Linked DNA regions of Homo sapiens: region 1 is linked to region 2. Evidence: read pairs that join two places in POLR2A ChIA-PET (ENCODE). Cell type or tissue: A673. All regions are shown on one strand.

Region 1 (8,000 bases), 130 kb after region 2:
ATCATTTTACTTTTAATATAACTATATTATTATATTTAAAGTGGGTATCTTGTAGACAGCTGACAGTTGGATCGTATAGTTTTATCCAATCTGATAGTGTCTCTCCTTGTTGATCAAATTGGACTATATATATTCATCTATCTTCAGCTTCACTGACTCTTCTGTTATCTCTGTTCTGCTACTGAGTCCATACTATGGGACTTTTAATTTCAGATATTATGTTTTTCAGTTCTAAAATTTCCATTTGGTGCTCATTATCCTTTCTGTTTTTTTTTCTCCTGAGAATGTCTCTATTTATTTCAAAAATGTTCACCTTTGTCTCATGGAGGATGGTTATAATATCTGCTTTAAAGTTTTTTCTGGTAATTTCAAATCTGTCTATTTCTTTGAGAATTAATCACATCCTTATTCTTTGTGTGTTGAGTAATTTTGGATTGCATCCTGGAAATTTTGAATATGAGACTCTAGGTCCTGTCAAAATCCTCTGGATAAGATTGATTTTTTGGTTTAGCAGTCAAATAACTCAGTTAAGTTTAGATCACAATTCTTAGTTCTCCTTCTGTGGGTGATGTTGCAATGTCAGTTCAGATTTGTAAGCCTTCACTATACTGTTTGAATCTACTCCTCGGCATTCATTACTCAGGAGTTAAATGGACTAGGATTTATGATATTGTTTAAAGCCTCTGATATGCTTCTTTAGAAGTGTTCCATGCATGCACAGCTTCAGGTCTTTTCAGAATTTATCCTACCCCTGCCCCACTTTCCATATCCCAGGGGCACCTTTTTTATACTTTTTTAATGGCCAAAATGATGAAGTTCTTTCAGAGTTTTCTCTTCCCTTGCTATTGCACAATTTCATGCCAACACTGGGGGCAAAGTGGTAAGAAAAAAGAAAAATACTTGGATTTCCCTTACATTCTGTGTACAACAGGGGCCTCTTTTTTTACTTCTGTCCAGAGAGACAGGTTTTTGCTCAGTGTTTTGGGTAACTGCACCACTGCTTTTTCTGTCATGATAATACAGTTCTGTGAGTGGGGTTAACCTTGGGGTAGAGATAAAGGAGAATAAAGTAAAAAAAAAGCAAAACATGAAATAAAACATGGATTTATGCCCATGCTCTCTGGCTCACATATGGTCATTTTTTCAGTTACTTATTTTGAGTTATTGCTACCTGTGCCTGCTGCATGGTTCCCCCACTAAGCCAGAAAATAGAAAGAAAGAAGAAACTTAGAAAACTCACTACCCCATTACTGATAATTCCTCAAGTTAGGATTTTTCTCCCATTCACTTGTTATTATTTACTTTTTAGAATCTGTAAGTAGTTGTTTTTTGTATTTTGTTCAACATTTTTAGATGTAATCAGTGAAAGAGATAGGCTGTAAAAAGCCCAGCCCATCTTGGTTAGAATCAGAAGTCCTTTCCTCTGGTTTTGAAATGCTGCTTATTGGACAAGTATTTTCTGTGCAGGGATAATCTCTTAGAGAATTTCAAGCTTTAGAATTATTTAATTTGTATGGTGTTTGCCCCATGACTTTACTGTTTCAATATCAGTAGATTGTCACATGCAACCTTTATTTGATCTAGGAAAAAAAGAATAAAGAATGAGCATGGACCCTTCCTTTAAAGGAATAAACAATTTAGTTGGATGATGCGGCTAAGGAATTATAGAATTACCATAATAGAATATTACCATTACATGCAAATACCATAAATATAACATGGATGAATTGCTAAAGAAGTTCAGAGAGAAAAGAGATGGAGAGAGGCTTTGTGGACTATATAGCTTTTGAGCTGATGTTCAAACATGAGTAGGACTTAAATGGGAAAAGATGGGAGAGAAGTGCATTTTGGACAAATAAACAGGATGAACATAGGTATTGTGGCTAAAAAATGTGGAAGTGATACAAGAGTGAGTAATTCAATTTATTTAGGAAAGCATAAATGCTGTTTAACATTCACACATAATCCTCCAAACTTAAAAATATATTTCTAAAATGTGACATAATGAAAACTTTTTATATATTTATATTTTTATTTCTTTCTAATTTCCCTTCTCTCACTCTCTTTAGAGTGATTTTTCATTAGTTAATTGCATCTAAGATGTTACATTACTCTTTTGATGTCTTTTCTTACATAATTAATGTCATAGACTGAATTATGCTGCCCCACCAAATTTTTATGTTGAAGCCATGACTCCCATGTGACCGTATTTGGAGATAGAGCCTTTCTTTTTTTTTTTTTTAAGACAGGGTCTCACTCTGTCACCCAGGCTGGAGTACAGTGACACAATCCCAGCTCACTGCAAACTCAAGTGATCCTCGCACCTCAGTCTCCCAAGTAGCTGGGACTACAAGTGCCTGCCACCATGCCTGCTAATTGTTTTTTGTAGAGATGGGGTTTTGCTATGCTATCCATGCTGGTCTCGAACTCCTGGGCTTAAGTGATCTGTCCACCTCAGCCTCCCAAAGCACTGGGATTAGAAGCGTAAGCCACCATGCTGGCCCTGAACATAGGTCCTTTAAAGAGGTAACTAAGGTTAAATGAGGTCTTAAGGGGGAGCCCTAATCAAATAGTAATGGTGTCCTTGTAAGAAGAGGGAGCAGCACCAGGAACATCTTGCATGGAGCAGAGGCCATATAGGACACAGCAAGAAGGTACTATCTGCAAGTCAAGGAGAGAGGCTCTGCAAAAACCAAACCTGCTGAAACCTTAGTCTTGGACTTTCAGGGTCCAGAACTGTGAGAAAATAAATTCTGTTGTTTAAGCCACTCAGTCAGTGGTATACTGTTATGGCAGCCAGAGTGACACAAGGATAATGCTCACATTGGAGGATAAGAAAACTATTTTCTTTTTTATCTAAGCTACATTTTTGTTTGTTTTTTTGTTTGTTTTGTTTGAGACAGAGTCTTGCTCTGCCGCCAGGCTGGAGTGCTGTGGTGCAATCTCGGCTCACTGCAACCTCTGGCTCCCTGGTTCAAACAATTCTCCTGCCTCAGCCTCTTGAGTAGCTGGGATTACAGGCATGCACCACCACGCCCAGCTAATTTTTGTATTTTTAGTAGAGACGGAGTTTCACCATGTTGGCCAGGATGGTCTCGATCTCCTGACCCCATGATCCGCCTACCTCGGCCTCCGAAAGTGCTGGGATTACAGGCATGAGCTACCGCACCCGGCCTAAGCTACATGTTTTATACCAGGCTCTAACTAATAACTGATAAAAATATGGTTTTTTTTATTTTGGGGGACAAGTCATCCATTGACGTTCCAATTTCATGTTATAATGAGAGTGAATTTAATATGTTATCCTGTTATATCCCCCTACCTTTTTTTCTTTTCAATTTTTTTTTTTTTTTTTTTGCCTCAGTCACCTTTTATTTTCTCCTCCTGCTCTTCTAATGACCTAAATGAATTGGCTCTGCTCACTTTTGTTTTTTGTGGGTTTTTTTTTACTTAATTTCATTAAAATGTCGTACTTCTCATGCTCTGCTCACTTTTGAAGGGTGTGGCAGTATCTTTAGAAAATTGGCCAGGATTAGAGCTTGTGTTGATTGAAACTTCTAAGAGAAAGAGAAAGAATAGTGATTTTGTTGCCAATTACATTTCACACAAGGTGGAAAGCTATGTGGTTGAATATCATACAGTAATTGCAGATACTGATGAAGTCATCTGTTCACTACACCCTAGAAAATAAACTGGGTTCCTCCTGGGGTATTGCCTTTGTTCTTATCATAAAGCAAATATGTAATGAACTACATATATGACACTAAATACAGAAGTGTTTGAAACAAAGATTGGGTCAACAATTGTGTTAACACTTAAGTGTCCCTGGATATTATGAAGTTCAGATGATATAAAATTATGCTTTTTACCTTTTTGTTAGGCCGTTATTTCTTTAATGGTCTAGATTTTGAGATATAATATTCCAAACCTCTTTCCCTATTATACAAATGACAGCAGGTGGGAACTAAGGAAGCAAAGTGACTTACTCAAGGTCACATGATTCATTAATGGGAGGGCTTAGTGAAGAACTGGAGTTTCCTTATTTCCAACGCAGTCCTCTTGATGGTTGTCACTGTGACATAATTAGCAAGAGCAGCAAATATTTTCAAAAGTGTAATTTAACATTTAGAAAATGTAATTTTCCAAAAAGAGTATAATAACTTGTGCGAACTTTGCAGGATGGTTTCTGTAGTTGCCGTTCAGGTAGCCCACTCAATCTACACGTCTCTGTTTTAAGAACATAGTTTCTCATAAGTTAAAAAGTAAAATATTACAATAAAGGGCAAACTTTTAAAAAGTGACCTGTGATGTGAACATGATTAAGTAGTGTAGAAACAAATCATGGCTTGACCAGCATCGTCTTTCTCCTCCTTTTCAGGAATGCAAGAAGGTGGCCTCTGATGATAGATCCTCAAAGTCAGGCTAATAAATGGATCAAGAACATGGAAAAAGCCAATAGTCTTTATGTGATTAAACTTAGTGAACCTGACTATGTCAGGACTCTGGAAAATTGCATCCAGTTTGGTACTCCTGGTATGTAGTTGAATAACTAAGATACATTACAGAACTGCCTGGAGAGGGCACAATTAACCCAAAACTGTATAGATTGTTTCAAGCGATCCTCCCACCTCAGCCTACCAAGTAGCTGAGACTACAGGCACATGCCCCCACGCTTGGCTAATTTTTGTATTTTTTGTAGAGATGAGGTTTCGCCATGTTGCCTAGGCTGGTCTCAAACTCCTGGGCTCAAGCAAACTGCCTTCCTTGGCCTCCTAAGACAGGTTGGTGAAACCCTGTCTTTACTAAAAATACAGACATTAGCCAGGTGTGCTGGCGGGTGCCTGTAATCCCAGCTACTCAGGAGGCTGAGGCAGGAGAATCGCTTGAACCTGGAGGTGGAGGTTGCAGTGAGCCGAGAGAGTGCCACTACACTCCAGCCTGGGTGGCAGAGCGAGACTCCATCTCAAAAAAATAAAAAATAAAAAGAAGTGGCAGAGAGGAGAGTACAGATTTTATGTGCCTGGTTATTATCTGCCATCTAAAATAAAGAGATTATAAACATGACAAAGATTTTTCAATACAGCTCTTATGTAGATATCACATTTATCAAAACGAAAAACAGAAAACTTGTGATTTGAGTAAATTGGGGTTATTAGTCATGCTTTAAATTCATGTAGCCCATCAAATTTTGACTATTTACATGGCCAAATAAAGGTAAGCCCTTATGAAACTACAATCTATTTAGCTCCAGGACAGTGCAGCAAGTCTCACTTGTTATTAGACCTAATATAATATGGAAGAATCATAATAAATATTCCAGGTAGTCTTACAGACACCTTATTTGTGCACATTAAGAGGGAGTTAGTCTTCAAATATTAATTATAGTTTTAGGCTCTATTAGAATAAGTGTGAAATGAAGACAGTCTAAGTCTACCTATGAAATTTTGTGTTTATGTAATAGACACACAGACACATGCACACGTGTTATTTCATTCATTTAATTGGTGTTCTTAGCATATAGAATGTGATATAGGAGTTACATAGAAAAGGGGAACATGATCTCTACTATTAAATATTTTGCCTGTTTAACAGTAAGATCAGATATATGTGTGTGTGTGCATCACTGTAATAAAATTAGAAAGTGGTTATCACTAATTCTTATTGGGATCAGTGTAGTTAATGGGCAGGGGACTGTCCTTGGATTCAGAGTACTTGCCTCTGTCACTCAGTGTTTGCTTCAGTGACCTTCCTGAGACTCAGTTTCCCCATCTATATTTTAACCATATAGTTTGAGGAAGAAATAAATTACTGTATGTTGGATACTTACAGCGGTGTCTATTGATCAATTTATGTTTTTTGTTGAACATTTACTGTATGATTTATGTGTATCATATTTTAGTATGATATAATAAGAAAGGCACAGATGATGTACTATAGGAATTCAGAGGAACTGGGGAAGACTTCTTGAAGGAACTGGCACCTTAAATACTTTAAGTAGGCTGGACACAGTGGCTCATGCCTGTAATCTCAACACTTTAGGAGGCTGAGACGGGAGGATTACTTGAACCCAGGAGTTTGAGGCTAACTTGGGCAACATGGTGAGACCCATCTTTACAAAAAATACAAAAATTAGCTGGGCATGGTGCTATGTGCCTGTGGTCCCAGCTACTCAGGAGGCTGAGGTGGGAGAATTGCTTAAGCCCAAGATGTCAAGGCTGCAGTGAGCTATGATAACACCACTGCACTCCAACCTGGGCAACACAGTGAGACCCTGTCTCAAAGAAAAAAAAAAAAGAAAGAAAGAAAAAACCAAAAACAGAACCCAAAACATTAAGTAATTAAAATTACTTAGGTTAATTTAAATATTCAAATAATTTCCTTGACATAGTAAAAGACAATTAAATGATAATTGAGCATCTACCATATGCTTGACATTCTGGAGATTTCTGTGATGTCAGTCACAAATCTTGATGTTAGAATTCCATAATTTTAGACACAAAAGGGCCATAGAGATTATCAGTTTAGTGTTTTCCAAAGTATGGGTCATAACCATGGGAGAGATAACCAATTTAGTGGGTCATGACCAATATTTTGTTAATAAGATGCAATAGGAAGGAATAGAACATAGTAGGCTGCAAGGCATAGTATAAAGGTAAGCATCATTTCATGAAATTTTTGTTTAAATTTTATATGCATATATATGTACTTAGTCAATATTTAAAATGTATTTCCTACTTTGAGTTGTGGCCAGAAAAGTTTGAAATCCAGTGGTGATTCCAGCCACTTCATTTTATTAACAAGGTAAGTGAGGTATTAGAGAATGTTAATTAAAAGGCTTAACCAAGGTAGTTAACTACCCCTTAACTATACTGGTCCCAATAAGGGTTAGTGATGGACGTTCCCTTTCTATTTATGTGTATATCATATCACCATACTATATGCTAATTAAGCCAGTTAAGAGGAGTGCTGAAACTAGTCCCTAAGTCTTCTGTCTTTGTCTGGTGCTTACTGTGTTACACAAGCAAGATTTTCTTTCAGTTGATTTAACCTACTTTTTGGAATAAAATACTTTTTAAATGCTAATGATTATTTACAATGCTTTCTAACATTAGTCATCAGAGAAGAGTGAAGTTTTAATCTCTTAATGGAAGGAGAGATAGATGGCAGATTCTAAAGCTATTTCTATATTTAACCATCAAGTAAAAGAATTGGTTACTGTTATACATTTACGACATAAAGACTCTTCCATTTAAGGAGTTATGTTTAGATATTGGCCTCTTCAGAGTCAGTGGCTTTTGATCTATTGTCCCTCACAGGCAGCCTGGGTTGAGCAGGCAGAAGTTTTTGCCTGCGTCAGCTGCCTGCTTCAGCTACCTGCCTCTACTTCAGCCAGAGCAGGTCTCACTTTTCTTTTTTATATTGCAGTTTATGATAAGATCCTCTTTGAAAAGAAGTATTCTGCTGCTTAAAAAAAAGTTTGAAAGCCAATGTTCTAGAAAATAAAGGTACATCTGTATTAGCTATGCCAATGGATAAAGTGTGCATAAAATACTAATCATACAAATATTGCTGATAAATCAATTTGTAGAGAAGATATTTTAATGACTTTCCATTGAATCTATAAAAAAAAAACTTTGTATCAACAGCAGAATTTATCATATCTGAGCCTTCCTTACTTTTCTCATCTCCCAGCACTTTACTTTTCTTTCCCCCTTGTATGTAACAAACCAGGGATACAAAACTACTTCCAATTTAGTGTTTCTTTCATTTGCTCATTTATTTGTCCATTCATTCATTTAATTAACATTTATTTTGCAACTACCATGTACCAGGCAGTGTGGTAGGCACTAAAAACAACATGAATAAGACAGACTCAGTCTTTAGTTTCATGAAGCTTATAGGTTAAAGGGGCAGAAAGAGATTACAGACAAAATGAGGATTTAGAAGATGGGAGTGCAGGGTACTTGGGAGCAGCCAGCACTGAAACAACATGGCATTGT
Region 2 (8,000 bases):
GATTTGCCCATTTCACTGTCCAGCCTCATTGCCTACTTCTCCCCACTCCTCACTCATGACTTTTCAGTAACCCTGTCAACTTCTAGATGTCTGCTCTCCTATGCTTCTTGTCTCCTGCACATTCTCCCCATCACTCTGAGCACACCCCCGCCCCACATGTGCTTGTTCATCTAGCACACTCTATTCATTTTTCTGAGAAGCCCTCTCAGCAGACCTCAGTGCTACTTGTTCTCTCCTGTGCTCTCACTTTGACCACATCTCTATCGGACAATTATCTGATCATTATGTTAGTGTTTGTAAGTCTGCCTCCTGATGGGATCATCAGCTCCTTGAGAGCAGGGCTGTTTCATTATTACATTTCTCCATTTATATCCACTTCCCAGCACAGTGACTGACACACAGAAATGCTGTGAGCATTCCATAGCTACTGTATTAGTAAATGACTTAATATTTACAGTCTCATTTTACAGGTGGAAGAGTAAGTTTCCCAAAGATTAAGAGACTTGTTCTAGGTCAGCCAGTACAGATGTCCTTTAATAGCAAGCCATGCTTTCTTTCTATTACATTATAGCAAATATAATTGGCAAAATATGTTGTTTGGAGAATAATTCATAGGCTTAAAAAACTCTTCATTTTAAACTGTAGTTTGTATTTTTGTTTTACATTAAGGGTATATCAGATTTTTTTAAAAACTGCAGAAAACATCATGAGTAGTAAATATTAGATGTTTAAGTTTCAGTAAAATAGGCTCTTGGAAAATTGCTAAGTGGCCCAGAATTATTTATGCTATGTTTTAAAGTATACTATTCCACAAACTACACACACTGTTGATGAACTTTTCCTCTCATTTTCCCTCCCCGACTGGGCTAGAGCAATAAGTTTGCCAGGAAACTAGAGAAAAGAGGACATAAATCAGCCTAGATAATCTATAAAATAGAAAATCTATTTTTGAATAACCTAAATTTTTTGAATATTTTATTGAGCTATTTTTTAGAGCCATTTAATTTGGAATGCCTTACCAATACCAATTATGTAATAAGGCTTTTTTACTTAAAACATACATACCTATCTTATATTAGAACACTATAGTTTTTAAGTGTTTAAATCTGGATTTATTTACCTTACGTGTTTCTTGTGAAGAGAGCCCATTGGACAAGAAAAATAACCTTGGAATATCTTGCTTTAGTATTGCTGATTGAAATGATATCAGAGTACAATTAAAGAAATTCCGTTTTTTTCAGTTTATAAAAATAGCATAGGTAAAAATTGAAATTTTCTTTTAGTCCCATTCTTGATTATTAAGAGATTTTTCAAATGCTGATAAATTATTTGTTTGCATAAATTCTTCAGCATATTAAAGATCACCATTGTCTAACATTTTTATTAATTTTATTAGCTAGAACTTCTTACATAGATAATACAGAGTTGACTTTTTCTAATCTGTGAGTTAGAGGAATCTAAATCCATTAATTTAAAGTTTTACAATTCTGCATATTTTAGATCTCGTTCATTTTCCAGATCATCCTTTTATGTTTTACCAGTGACAAAATATAATAATAATTCTGATAACTCCTACAATGTTAAAATTTTTTGACAGCAAGGGGTTTTAACTTTTAAGAATATTAACAACAAATTGTTTTTATTAGTTACGGTGTGAACGGTTTGTGGAGGAATTGGAGAGTTATGCTAAGCAATCAGAAGAATTTTATTCATTTGGAGATCTTCAGGATGTTCAGCGGTACCTAAAAAAGGCTCAAATACTGAATGGAAAGTTGGATTTAGCTGCAGATAAGGTATAATTCAAAAATTCTTAAAAAGATGAATTAGTTCAATTGAAAAAGCATTGAATTCGTTTTAGTTATTCACCTTTAAGAAGTAGATTCAAATAAAACAGTAACCACATTTAATTAGAGGATAATAGAATGACACAAATAGATTTTATAGACATGCTTCAAGGAATAGCAGTATTGCTGTTTTCTATTGGTAGTGATACATTTTTTTCCTATGTTAAAGATAGAGTTATATCTCAGTCTTCTTTTTAAACTTTGCTTTGCATCATTTAATTATTTGCATCATAGTTCTACTATGATAGTTGGGAGTCCATAGTTTTGAGCAGAAGCAGGCAAATGATAGTACCTGGTTACGGTTTAGTTCTTCCATCTTCATAGAGGACAGCTTAGATTTAGTGGTCTTGTTTTAAAATAAGGTCCATTATTTTCTCTCACCAAGCAATTTTGTTCCCAATACTACCGTTTCAGAAATCAGCTTTTTCATTAGAGGAAGCTGGAGGAAAAAGAGCCATACCCTTTGCCATATAAGATATTTACAGAGTTTAATTGTATTTTATATGAAAAGGAGAATGAAAACATATGATTAACTATGATGCTCTATCATTTTTCTTACATTGAAAGATCTTAATATCTTATTAGTTCAGGTAATTGTTTTATAATAATCACAAATATGTCAACATACGTGGAGAAAATAAAAACTCTGTAGTTATTTTAAACCAAGGCCACTGAGGTGGAACAAAATGGCTGAATAGAAGCCTCCACTGATTGCTCCCCCCACCACCCACAGGAAACCAAGTTTTAACAATTATCTGCACACAGAAAATCACCTTCATAAGAACCAAAAATCAGGTGAGCAATCACGTTACCTGGTTTTAACTTCATATCACTGAAAGAAGCATTGAAAACAGGAAAAACAGTCTTGAAACGCTGATGCTGCCCCTCCGCATTCCCCAATAACACCCATGTGGTGCAGAGAGAGAATCTGTACACGTCGGGGAGGGACAGCGTAGTGACTGGGGGACTTTGCATTGAACTCAGTGCTGCCCTGTTGCAGCAGAAAGCAAAACTGTTCTGACCTCAGCTGGCACCTACCCACACAGAGAGCATTTGGACCAGACATAGCCAGCAGGGAAGCACCCATCCCAGTGGTCAGAACTTGAATTTCTCAGCAGGCCGTGCCACTGTGGGCTAAAGTGCTCTGGAGTCCTAAGTGAATTTAAAAGACAGTCTAGGTTACAAGGACTGGAATTCTTAGGCAAGCCCTGATGCTGTCCTGGGCTTAGAGCTGGTGAACTGGGTTAACATGTGACCTAAGGAGACACCATGCAGGGTGGCTGAGGAAGTGCTTATGCCATGCTTCTCCCAACCCTAAGCAGTGTAGCTCACACCCATGAAGGTGACTCCTTCCTTCTGCTTGAGGAGAGTAGGGAGGAGAGAAAAGACGGCTTTGTCTTGCATCTTGGATACTAGCTCAGCCACAGTAGGGCAGGGCAACGTGCAGGGTTGTGAGGCCCCCATTTCGGGCCTTATCTCCCAGATGACATATGTAGACATACCCTGGGCTGGAAGAGAACCCACTGCCTTGAAGGCCTTGAAGGGAAGGACACAATCCTGGCAGGATTCATCACCTGCTGACTAAAGAGCCCTTAGGCCCTGAATAACCAATAGTGATATCCAGGTGGTATGCTATGGGCCTTAGGTGAGACTCTGATACATGCTGGCTTTGGGTACCAACTCAGCCACACTGGGATAGAGAACCAGGTGGGACCTTGGGGCCCCCAAGTCCAGGCCTAGGCTCTTAGACAGTATTTCTGGACCTGCCATGGGCCAGAGGGGAGCCCACTGCCCTGAAGGCTGAGTCCCAGGCCTGACAGTATTCACCACAAGCTGACTGAAGAGTGCTTGGGCCTTAAATGAACATTGGCAGTGGCCTGGCAGAACTGCCCATGGGCCAGTGGTGGCAGCAGCAGGAGAGGCTCTTCCACTTGTGGAAAGAGGAGGGAAGGGTGGGAAGGATTTTGTCTTGTGGTTTGGGTTCAAGCTTAGTAGAATAGAACACCAAACCTGGAGAAAGATGCCAATATTCAAGTACAAGGTTATAGAACACCAAGCAAATTTAACCCAAAGAAGACTACCTCAAGGCATTTAATAATCAAACTTCCAAAGGTCAAAAATAAAGGAACCTAAAAGCAGCAAGAGAAAAGAAACAAATAGCACACAATGGAGCTCCAACACATCTGACTGCAGGCTTTTCAGTGGGAACCTTACAGGCCAGGACAATGGCATGACATATTTAAAGTGCTGAAAGAAAAAACTTGTACCCTAGAATAGTATATCATGAAAATACCCTTCAAACATGAAATAGCAAGACAGACTTTCCCAGACAAACAAAAGCTGAGAGATTTCATCAACACCAGACCTATCTTACAGGAAATGCCATAGTTTGCGAATCTGAAAGAACAGGATGAGCAATAATAAATCATCTGAAGGCACAAAACTCACTGGTAATAATAAGCACACATAAAAATAGACTATTATAATACTGTTTAATTGTGGTATGTAAACTACTCATGTCTTAAGTAGAAAGACTAAACGATGAGCCCATCAAAAATAATAAATGCAACTACTTTTCAAGATATAAACAGTACAAAAAGATATAAAGAGAAACAAAAAAAGTTAAAAAGCAGGAGGATGAAGTCAAAGTGTAGATTTTTAAATTAGTCTCCTTTTTGCTTATTTATGCAATCAGTATTGTCTTCAGTTTAAAATCATGGGTTATAAGATATTATTTTCAAGCTTCATGGTAATCTAACATAAAAAACTATATACAACAGATAAACAAAAAATGAAAAGTAAGAAATTAAAACATACTACCAGAGAAAATCACCTTCACTAAAAGGAAGATAGGAAGGAAGGAAAGCAAGAGAAGCCCACAAAACAACCAGAAAACATAAAACAAAATGGCAGAAGTAACTCCTTACTTATCAATAATAATATTGAATGTAAATGGACTAACTTCTCTAATCAAAAGATATAGCATGGATAAATGGTTTTTTTAAAAAAAACAGCAAGACCCAGTGGTCTGTTGCCTTCAAGAAACACACTTTACCTATAAAGTCACACATAGACTGAAAATAAAAGGTTGAAAAAATATATTCCATGCCAATGGGAACAAAAAATTACCAGGAGTAACAATGCTTGTATCAGGCAAAATAGACTTCAAGACAAAAACTGTGAGAAGACACAAAGTATTATATAACGATACAAGGATCAATTCAGCAAGAGGGTATGACAATTATAATTTATATGCAACAAACACTGGAGTGCCCAGATATATAGAGCAAATAATATTAGAGCTAAAGAGAGAAATAGACCTCAATACAATAATAGCTGGAGAGTTAAACACCTCACTTTTGGCACTGGACAGATGTCCCTGACAGAAAACCAACAAAGAAACATCAGATTTAATCTATGCTGTAGACCAAATGAACATAATAAATATTTACAGAACATTTCATCCAACAGCTGCAGAACGCGAATTCTTCTCCTCAGCATATGGGTAATCCTCAAGGATAGACCATATGTTAGGTCACAAAACATGGTTTAAAACATTTTAAAAAAGGAAATGATATCAAGCATCTTCTCTGACCACGGTGGAATAAAACTAGAAATTAATAACAAGAATTTTGGAAACTATACAAACACATAGGAATTAAGCAATGTGCTCCTGAATGAGCGGTGGGGTCAATGAAAAAATTAAGAGGAAATGGAAAAATTTCTTGAAACAAATGATAATGGAAACACAACATAACAAAACATATGGTATCTAGTGAAAGCAGTGCTAAGGGGGAAATTTATAGCTATAGGTACCTACACCAAAACAAACACACAAACAAACAAAAAAATCTAATTATGCACCTTAAGGAACTAGAAAAGCAAGAGTAAACCAAACCCAAAATCAGTAGAGAAAAGAAATAATAAACACCAGAGCAGAAATTTAAAAATTGCAATGAAGAAAACAATAAAAATTAATGATATGAAAAGTTTTTGAAAAAATAAAATTGATAAACCTTTAACTAGACTACCCAAGAAAAAAAGAGAGAAGACCCAAATGAGTAAAATCGAAATGAAAAAGGAGACATTACAACTAATTCTGTAGAAACTCTAAGGCTCAATAGTGGCTACTGTGAGCAACTGTATGCCAATAAATAGGAAAATCTCGAGGAAATGCTTAAATTCCTAGATACACACAAAGTACCAAGATTGAACCATGCAGCAATCCAAAACCTGAACAGACCAACAACAAGTAAGAAGATTGAATGCATAATAAAAAAATCTCCCAGTAAAGAAAAACCCAGGACCCAATGGCTTCACTGCTAAATTCTAGCCAACATTTACAAAAGAACTAATGTCAATCCTACTCAAACTATTCTGAAAAATATAGGAGAGAATACTTCCAGATTTATTCTAGGAGGTTAGTATTACCTTGATACCAAAACTAGACAAAGACACATCAAAAAAAGAAAACTTTAGGCCAATATCCCTAATGAACATTGAGGCAAAAATCCTCAACAAAATACTGGCAAACTGAATTCAACAATGCATTAAAAACATCATTCATCATGATCAAGTGTAATTTATCCTGGGATGTAAGGATGGTTCTACATAAACATATCAATCAATTTGATGCATCATATAAAGAGAATGAACGACAAAAATAATATGATCATTTCAATTGGTGCTGAAAAAGCATATAACAAAATTCAACATCACTTCATGATGAAAACCCTCATAAAACTGGCTATTGAAGGAACATACCTCAACATAATAAAAGCCATAAAAGACAGACCCACAGGTAGTATCATACTGAATGGGGAAAAACTGAAAGAAAGCCTTTTATCTAAAATCTGGAACACATCAAGGATGCCCACTTTCACCACTGTGAGTCAACATAGTGCTGGAAGTACTAGCTACAGCAGTCCAATGAGAGAAGGAAATAAAGGGCATCCAAACTGGAAAGGAAGAAGTCATATTTTCCTTGTTTGTAGATGATATGAACTTTTTTTTTTTTTTTGAGACGGAGTCTCACTCTGTCACCCAGGCTGGAGTGCAAGTGGCGTGACCTCGGCTCACTGCAACCTCTGCCTCCTGGGTTCAAGCGATTCTTCTGCCTCAGTCTCTCTAGTAGCTAGGACTACAAGCGCGTGCCACCATGCCTGGCTAATTTTTTTTTTTTTTTTGTATTTTTAGTAGAGATGGGGTGTTACCATGTTGGCCAGGCTGGTCTCGAACTCCTGACCTCGTGATCCGCCTGCCTCGGCCTCCCAAAGTGCTGGGATTACAGGCGTGAGCCACCGTGCCCGGCCAATATGATCTTGTAGTTGGAAAAATGTAAAGACTCCTCCAAAAAAAAAAAAAAAAAAACTATTAGAACTGATAAATTCAGTAAAGTTACAGGATACAAAATTGACATACAAAAATCAGTGGCATTTATATATACCAAAGGTGGACAATCTGAAAAAGAAATAAAAGTAATCCCATTTACAATAGTCTCAAATAAAATTAAATACCTAAGAATTAATTTAGCCAAAGAAGCCACAGATCTCTACAATGAAAAGTATAAAATATTGATGAAAGAAATTGAAGGTGACACATAAAAAGGTATATTCCATGTTCATGGATTTGAAGAATCAATATTGTTAAAATGTTCATACTACCCAAAGCAATCTTCATATTCAGTGTAATCCCTATCAAAATGCCAATGAGATTCCTCACAGAAATAGAAAAAACACTCCTAAATTTTTTTTGTCTCCTGCCCATCCCCACAGTTCTACAATTTTTATGGAACTACAAAAACCTTAGAATAGCCAAAGCTATCTTGAACAAAAAGAACAAAACTGGTGGAATCACATTACCTAGTTTCAAATTAGGATTCAGAGCTTTAGTAACCAAAGCAGCATGGTACTGGCAGAAAAACAGACGCATAGACCAATGGAACAGAATGGAGAGCCCAGAAACAAATTCATAAATCTACAGTAAATTCATTTTAGAGAAAAGTGCCAAGGACATACTTTGGGAAAAAGACAATCTCTTCAACAAATAGTACTGGGAAAACTGGATATTCATATACAGAAGAATGAAGCTAGACCCCTATCTCTCACCATATAAAAAATCAAATCAAAATGGATTAAAGACTTAAATCTAAGACCT

Evidence for each region. Peaks named below come from ENCODE experiments on the same cell type or tissue, not always from the same donor. Only the 100,000 strongest peaks of a DNase experiment are listed, where the experiment ranks them.
Region 1: POLR2A ChIA-PET joins it to region 2 with 11 read pairs; 2 of 35 experiments call an interaction of 5 or more read pairs at or near these places.

The regions. Positions count from the first base shown.
Region 1 is chr2:195,830,739-195,838,738 of GRCh38, reverse strand. It overlaps DNAH7 (dynein axonemal heavy chain 7), which reads left to right. Exons shown (of 65, transcript NM_018897.3): 48 at 4,379-4,533. Among named protein-coding and RNA genes, the nearest start is that of SLC39A10, 180 kb to the right of the region's middle. In A673, no CTCF peak of the experiment used is centred here; no DNase peak of the experiment used is centred here.
Region 2 is chr2:195,963,741-195,971,740 of GRCh38, reverse strand. It overlaps DNAH7 (dynein axonemal heavy chain 7), which reads left to right. Exons shown (of 65, transcript NM_018897.3): 17 at 1,647-1,793. Among named protein-coding and RNA genes, the nearest start is that of DNAH7, 100 kb to the left of the region's middle. In A673, no CTCF peak of the experiment used is centred here; a DNase peak (open chromatin) is centred at 4,180; H3K27ac peaks cover 1,775 bases.